Regions from separate parts of the Homo sapiens genome. Here region 1 is linked to region 2. Evidence: chromatin contacts called from ENCODE Hi-C or POLR2A ChIA-PET data. All regions are on one chromosome and are shown on one strand. Each heading gives the region's core, a stretch centred on a gene start or an enhancer-like site at or near the end of the contact. The rest is flanking DNA. Distances are from core to core; before and after follow the strand shown.

Region 1 (4,082 bases), core at 846-3,345, 180 kb after region 2:
GGTGAAGTTTAGGAGAATTGGAGGAGAAGATAGAGCTGAATTCAAACCAGAAGAGGTGTAAGGGGTGGTAGGAGGGCAGGACTGTAGCTGCCCTCCCTTGGAGTGAGGCAGGCTTTGGGTCCTAAAAATAGTGGCTGAGGGATTCACTTTCTTTTATCATCTGCATGGCTTGGGACTTCAATATCCTCAGATGACTGCATACCTTCTCCCTGACCCAGTCTACCAGAGCAGGGGCCATTTAACGGGGGCAGTCCCTCTGACTACACTCCATCTCCAGCAAAATAAAAGGCACTTGAAAAGGGCTCAATCAGATTCACCTTCAGAACAGCAGAATCTGGCTAATGTGATTTCAAGCTTCCCCTCACTGCCCCTGGAGCTCTCCACCTTCTTGCTGATGTCTCAGATTCTTTTAACAAGGGAAAAAGACTTTCATGCCACAATTAGGAATAAAAGGCATAAAATGCAAATGCCTGGCTGAGCTCCAGTTGGAGAATAATCAATCAATCCTTGGAATATAAATTACTGATATCAGATTCTTCCCTGCTATGATACAGGGGGGAGGGTTAAAAGAGTTAACACCTGAAATGGGCATTGCCAAGGAGATGGGCGGGGAGGGAGAGCAGTCCCTTTCAGGTGTACACCTTGAGGTTTGAAGTGTGTGTGTGTGTGTGTGTGTATGCTTTGTGTCACTTAGTGTTCACAATTCTGGGAGGCAGGCATTTGTATTCTTCCTGTTGTGCAAAAAAGGAAACTGAGGCTCAGAGCTGTCAAGTAACTATTCCCAGGACCAGTGACTATGAAACAAGAGATATTTAGTTTGAACTTGTACCTGAGGTTCTGACTGCAAGCCCAGTGAACTTGAAAAAATACACCAAAGCTACAGAAAGAAACTGGAGACAAAAGAAATACCCTACAAACTTTTTCAATTTTGTCTTGGCTGAGACTTGTTTACCTTCAAATAGGGGAGGACACATGAATGTGTATGTGGAGCAATTTTAGTATGGAACTGCCAAGGCAGGCAGCCCGCTTTGCATGATTTATGAAGACAACGAAAAAAAGGAAGTTGAGAGTTGACTTTGTAAAAATAACCTCCATTTACTGTGAATTTGCTATTTGAAGTACACCCCTGTTTTCATTAATTTATCCTCCCTTCACAAAGTTCCTTTGACCTTTCCTTTTCAATCCACTTATGCAGCCGAGGGCTTAAACTATTTCTAGTTTATCATGGACATTATGCTTATTTTTCTTTAAAACGTTTTTTCAATTGAAATATAACACTCATACAGAAATACACACAAAACACGAAACTACATAGTTCCACAAATTATCATGCAATAGACACCTAGGAAGCCGTCACCTAGATTGGGAAATAAAACACCTCTAGCATCCAAGATGCTCTCTTCTTGTCCCCTCCTCCCCCTCACTACTCTCTTTCTACTTCTGGAGGCTTATTTTTATCCAGAGGTTACTCTTCTTCTGGCTTCTAAGATTATAGATTAATATTGCCTATTTTGGGACTTTATATAAATAGACTTATACTATATATTATTTTGTATTTGACTTATTTTGATCACTATTATATACATGAGAGTCACCCATCGTTGCATACAGCAGTTTATTTTCATTGCTGTATACTTTACCACTGTACAAATATACCCCATTCATCTGTCTATTCCACTGTTAGAATTTGGATTGTTTTCACTTTGGGGTTATTATAAATAATGTTACTATGAACAACATCCCTGCACAATTTTTTTTTTTTTTTAGACGGAGTCTCACTTTGTCTCACGCCTAGGCTGGAGTGCAGTGGTGTGATCTCAGCTCAGTGCAACCTCTACCTCCTGGGTTCAAGCAATTCTCCTGCCTCAGCCTCCCAGGTTACTGGGATTACAGGCGTGTGCCACCCTGCCCAGCCTGTACGTGTCTTTTGGTGCACATGTGTATATTTCTGCTGGATATTTACTTGGGATTGAAACTGCTGGGTCATAGAATATATGTAAGTTTAAGTTTAGCAGGTAATACCAAGCTGTTTTCCAAGTAATTGTACCAACGTACAGTCCCATCAACAATGTCTGAGTGCTCCAGTGGCTGCGCAACCTTGCCAACACTTGCTATTACCAATCTTGTGAGTTTCAGTTACTCTGGTAGATGTGTAGTGGTGTTTCATTGTGGTTTTAGTTTTCATTTCCTTGATTACTAATAAGGTTGATCACGTTCATATGTTTACCGGCCTCTGAAATATCTTTTCTTATGAAGTCCCCTTTTCACCCACTTTTTAATTAATTGTCTGTGTTTTATTGATTTGTAAGAGCTCTTCATATATTTTAGATTGAATCTTTGCTTACTTTATATGGATGCAAATAACTTCTCTGTCTGAGCACATGTTTTTTTTTTCTACTCATGGTATCTTTTGATAAGTTGAAGTTCTTAGTTTTAGTGTAGTCTAATTTAACAGCCTTTTCTTTCATGATTAGTACTTTTATGTGCTTCTAAATAATTTCTGTTTTTCTCCTAAGTCCATAGAAATAATATCCTATATTATCACATAGAATCTTTATAGTGCTTTCACTTTCAGATATGAATACCAACTGAAATTAATTTTTGTATATGCTCTGGTATAAAGGTCAAGTTTATTTTTTGTATATGGGTATCCGAGGGTTCCAATATTATTTATAGAAAAGATTGTCCTATTCCCACAGTTCCACAGTCTCAGAAGCCAATGTCCATACATGTATGGTATTTTCTAAACTCTCTTCCACCTCATTGGTCTATTTAACTATCATTGTACTAATGTCACACTATCTTAATTATTATAGTTTAGTGGTATATCCTTCTACCTTTTTGTTCTTCTTTAAGGAATGTCTTAGCTTCTTGGCCATTTGTGCTTTTATGTACATTTTAAAATAATACATTTTCAATTTCACAAAGAAAAAAGGAATAAAGAAAAACTATTGACATTTTGATTGATATTAAAGTGAATATATAGCTCAGTTTGGATATAATTGATGTTTTCACAGTATTTAGTTTTTAATGCTTATGAATTTAGATCTTTTAATTTTTCCAATAATGTTTTATAGGGTTTTTTGGGGGTGTATGTATGTGTAGAAGTCTTTCATACCTTTTATCAGATTTATTACTATTTTATATTTTCTGATGCTATTATGACTAGGTTATAATATCTAAAGAATAATCTATTTTCCAGCTCTTTGCTAGTATTATACACTTATATTTGGTTTTTACATATTGACCTTGTTTTCAACAACCTTTCTCAATAATTTTTTAAATTATGATTATTTATCATATATTCTTTTGGATTTTCTATGTTTAATATAATATTATCTGTAAATATTGACAGTGTTCACTATCCCTTTACAATTTTTATTTTTATTTGTTCTCTAATGTGCTGGCTAGAAGCTCCAGTACATGTTTTTCTAACAGAAGTCCATCCTTGTCTTGTTTTCATCTTTGAAGGAAAAGCTTTAATATTTCTCATTAAGACTGTTGTTGGCTGTTTCTTTTTAACTTTTTCTTATAAAATAATTTTCATTTCTATATCACTTAGAGCTTTTACCATGAGTAGGTGTTGGGTTTTATTAATTGCTTTCCATGCTTCGATCAAGAGTATCATATTAGTTTTCTATATTCTCTTAATATTTTGAATTACACTCTTTTTTTATTATTATTACACCTTAAGTTTTAGGGTACATGTGCACAACGTGCAGATTTGTTGCATATGTATACATGTGCCATGTTGGTGTGCTGCACCCATCAACTCATCATTTAGCATTAGGTATATCTCCCAGTGCTATCCCTCCCCACTCACCCCACCCCACAACAGTCCCCGGTGTGTTATGTTCCCCTTCCTGTGTCCATGTGTTCTCATTGTTCAATTCCCACCTATGAGTGAGAACATGCGGTGTTTGGTTTTTTGTCCTTGTGATAGTTTGCTGAGAATGATGGTTTCCAGCTTCATCCATGTCCCTACAAAGGACATGAACTCATCATTTTTTATGGCTGCATAGTATTCCATGGTGTATATGTGCCACATTTTCTTAATCCAGGCTATCACTGTTGGACATTTA
Region 2 (4,145 bases), core at 413-2,912:
GTCAGTCAGATACCAAGCTTGTTAAGCCGGGATTCAAATTCCGAAGTGCATGCTTTCTCTCCTATGGAGAGGACTGGGGAGCAGGGAGGTCAAATTCCTTGACCCATCATTTCTCCTGCTTGTCAAAAGGGCTCAGAGTGCCCAGCCTGTATCCATCGTGGCCCTCACCCCCTCCTCTAGGCCCTGTCTCTAGCCTGAGATGGCCAGAAGCCTGGGTCCTTCACCTCAGTGGGAAGTGCTTCACCTCAGTGGATACCCAAGACCCACCATTCGCACTTGTCTGTGGTTTGTGTGTTTCTTTGTTTTGTAGTTTCATTATGAAACTAATGAAAAGTGACATCAGAGGAAGTAGTCGCTTTAATATCTTATTTGTTTCTCCATGGTGTGCAGAAAAAAAGAAAAGTTAACCTCGGAAAGTATTTTCCTTTTTTCTTAGAATGTATTTATTGTTAAATGTCAGATTCAGGAGGTACATGTGCAGGTTTGTTACATGGGTATATTGCATGGTGCTCAGGTTTAAGCTTCTAATGATCCCATCACCCAAATAGTGAACACAGTACCCAAAAGGTAGTTTTTCAACCCTTACTCCCCTCCACCTCTCCCCTGTTTTGGAATCCTCAATGTTTATTTTTCCCTTCTTTGTATTCATGTGTACACAATGTTTAGCTCCCAGTTACAAGAGAGAACATGTGGTATCTGGTTTTCTGTTTCTATGTTAATTCACTTCGGAGAGTGACCTCCAGCTGCATCCATGTTGCTGCAAAGGATCTAATTTCCTTCTTTTTAATAGCTGTGTAGTATTCCATGGTGTAGATGTACCACATTTTCTTTATCCAATCCATTGTTAACGGGCAACTGGGTTGATTCCACATCTTTCCTATTGTGAATGTGCTGCCATGAATATACAAGCGCAGGTGTCTTTTTGGCAGAACGATTCCTATTTATTTGGGTATATACCCAGTAATTTCTATTCCTTTGGTTATAGACCCAGTTCGCTTGCTAGGTGAAATGGTAATTCTATTTTTAGTTCTTTGAGAGATCTCCAAACTGCTTTCCACAGGGGCTGAGCTAATTTGCATCCCCACCAACAGTGTATACTCGTTCCCTTTTCAGAAAGTATTTTCAAGTTTGTCAGACTGGGGACACTGTGTTCTTTTCTACAATTGGCCCCCGAAGTGAAAAGCCCCTAGTAGAAGTTTCTCTGGGCAGTTCAGTCTCAGGAAGTCCCTCTCCCATGGCTCCATGCCCCTTCCCCTGGGCATGGTGTCCCTTTGCTTTTCTTGTCTTTCCCAGACTCTTCGTCTGCCAGCCCTACCCTGAGCTCCGAAGTCACAGTCAGTTGGGGCTGGTGAAGGTGGGGAGGAGCCTCCAGCACTGGCCATCCTCCTGGCAGGGGCGCTTTCCCACAGCACCCTTCTATTCTGTATGGCTTGGCTTTTGCAGTGACACGTTGAAGACCATCATTGCTGTTTATTGAACACTTGGTGCTCTTCTGAGTGTCTCACTGCACAGATTCATTTAATCCTCACAAGAATCTGGTAGCATGTTCATGGTTCGCATTTTACTGACAAGAAAATGGAGGCATAGCAAGATGGAGTCACTCATCCAGGCCCACAGCCTGCAAGTGTTGGAGACAGGATGTGAGCTTCAGCAGTCTTGAGTGCCCAAGAGTACTCTTCCTTTCTGGTACTGAATGCCGGGGACATTTAGTAGTGATTTTTTTTTTTTTTTTTTTTTTTTGGCAGGCTGGCCTAGGAAACTTTCTGCTGTGAATAACACAGCTCTACATGCCAAGTTCCAAGCAGCTGACGTATTAATGAGCATAGCTGTGGCCTGCCTGCTCTTTTGTGTCCCCCTCAGAACTTGAACAAAAGACATGCTCCATGGGTGTTGGGTGGGTGGTTGATTGATTGAATTTTTTACCCACAGGAAGCTCCACTGGCTTCCACAGCTTCTGAGGTTGGAGAAAGGAAGGAGGGAGGGAGGCGTGGTGGTCTATGTGAACAGGTTCCTCTCCATCGGCAGCTTAGTCCTGGGGTGCATGCTGTGCCTCCTTCTTGGGTAGATTTTTGGGGCAGACGCTATGGATTCCTGTGAAGTTGGTGAAGCAGATCCACACTGAACTCCCTTTCAACCTGGTGGACCCCTCATTCTTTTCTTTCAGCCTGAGGACCTGGCAGCCTCTGAAAGCACGTCTGCAGAACATGCTGAATAGGCCAGTGCCCACGGGAAGATAGTCCTTAGGGCTAGCTAGCTGCTGTACTCACTTTCCTAGGATGGCTGTGGGTTGGAGTTCATGGGTCTCCCAGGCTTCTTAGAGACAGAAAGAGCAAACCAGAGAAAGCTTGACTCCAGTGCCCAACCTAGGAGGAGGTCAGGCAGTATAGAGAGACACACAGGTTAGCTGACAGACATTTCAGATCTACCTCAGGCTCAAGATGCCACACCTGCTGTTACTTGTCCAGGGAGTCAGCCCTCGAGATGCCCCCTGTGGGGAGACCTCAGAGGGTGGGGAGACCAGAGGGAAGAACGGGAGGAGGGGGAAGAAGATGTCATGTACTGAACTGAGAACACTCAGGGAAATAAAGGATCTATTTTTTTCAATTTGTTCTCAGCAAACATTTGTCATTTAATTTCTTCCTAATTACACAATTACGTAATTATGTAGTATTAGTAAAATAAAGCCTAAAGACGTTTGAGTAAAGAATTACTTAAGTAAATAATGTCTGACTGAAGTAATTATTTCCAGGGTTTTCTTTTTTAAAGGAGAATGGGATAGAATTAGTTCAGGCATTGTTGCAGGGCTGCATGGGGGTTTGGGGTGCCGCACAGCTGGGGGCAGCTACGAGGCTCCGTTGCCCACTGGGGTCCAGCTTCTTGGCAGCTTCCTTTCTCTGTGGCTGAGGCTCTGATGGCAAGTTCCAACCCTGCTATTGGCTAGGTGGCTTGGGAACTGACTTCTCCTTTGAGTCTCACTTGGCCCTTCAGAGAGGGAATTCCTGGCTCCAGTGGGTGGGGAGGACTGGGGTGGTCGAAGGAGACTTTGGGCAGAAGTAAGTCCTCAGTGACTAAGGGCTGTGCCTCAGCCACACCAAGTTTACCAAGAGGCAGCTATGGGTGAGCCCACCACATGCAGTGATAAAGAGTTCACCCACCAGCTGTACCAGCAAGTGCCTCGGTGGTAATGTGGTGGCAGTGATGCGTTGGATGGGAGGGTAGACCTCGGGCTGCAACACTAGCTGGAGACCTTATGTGGGCAGATCCCCGGGGTCAGGCTGTGGTCGACCCTGGGTGTTTCCATCCTGGCCTGGGGTTGTAGAGGTGCAGGTTTCTCCAGGGTTGGCACTCAGTTCCCCTAATACCTGAGTGCATGGGGGTGGCAGCCTGAGCCCAACCGAGTTCTCTAGCAGACTTGGATCTGGCAGTGTGCTAGAGGGCTGGCCAGGCCTGAGGTTAAGGGGACACTTGGCTGGGGCTGGTGTGGATGCTGCCATATGGCCTCCTCAGTGCCCTGCCCAGCCTGCACTTCCTAAGCCCAGAGGTGCGCTCTCAGGCATAACAGCCCTCTTTCCCTGCAAGGCAGAGCTTAATGACGAGCTGACCCAGCAGCTTCTTATAGAAGGGGATTCCTGGGAAGCCAGGCTGACCTCTGCCTGCTAAATCATTCCCCATTCCCCTCTTCCACAGGGCTTGATAATCTTTCATAAGAGATTCATTTGTTCCTTTGATGTGGAAGGGTTTGCACTCTCTGAGACTCTCCTATTACAATGCAAGTAGCCCTGGAGACGGTAAACCCTTAAGACTGATCAGCTCTTTCCTTAGGACAGTAGAACCAATCTATTCTTGCCCTGGGGCTGCTCTTGCATTTCTTGAGGACTCGTGTTCCCTGCTTAGTCTCTGGGAATCCAAGGGTTCAAGGCCTGGGCCCTCAGTAGTCATAGTGATGGTGGGCATTGAGCAGCATTGCTCATCATGCTCCTCTGCCAGCTCTAAGTCTCTGAGAGCTTGGAGGAGAAAGAGGTGCTGGAGATCAACAGGAAAATGAAACAGGCAGGTTGTTCGGCCTGCTCACTGAGGCTGTGGCTTTGGGCCCTTACTGGTGGCTCACTGAGCCCAGCATCCCTTGGGAACACCAAGGAGGCTCC

Evidence for each region. A loop is a pair of places that touch in the nucleus more often than their neighbours do. ChIA-PET counts read pairs that join two places held with the same protein, here RNA polymerase II (POLR2A). Pooled maps may share reads with other maps.
Region 1: a map with no recorded cell type shows a loop between it and region 2 (16-fold over the local background). The contact joins two enhancer-like sites. A Hi-C loop is called at or near these places in 2 of 37 single-sample maps with no recorded cell type and 3 of 50 pooled maps. POLR2A ChIA-PET finds 5 or more read pairs at or near these places in 1 of 52 experiments (activated T-cell).

The regions. Positions count from the first base shown.
Region 1 is chr11:115,872,901-115,876,982 of GRCh38, forward strand. The region is part of intron 2 of LINC02698 (long intergenic non-protein coding RNA 2698); the gene reads left to right. Among named protein-coding and RNA genes, the nearest start is that of LINC02703, 45 kb to the right of the region's middle. Within about 2 kb of position 2,096, at least 3 of the 41 ENCODE cell types and tissues checked have a DNase peak (open chromatin) inside an H3K27ac peak, as active enhancers do.
Region 2 is chr11:115,698,182-115,702,326 of GRCh38, forward strand. All of the region lies in intron 2 of LINC02698 (long intergenic non-protein coding RNA 2698), which reads left to right. Among named protein-coding and RNA genes, the nearest start is that of LINC02698, 41 kb to the left of the region's middle. Within about 2 kb of position 1,663, at least 3 of the 41 ENCODE cell types and tissues checked have a DNase peak (open chromatin) inside an H3K27ac peak, as active enhancers do.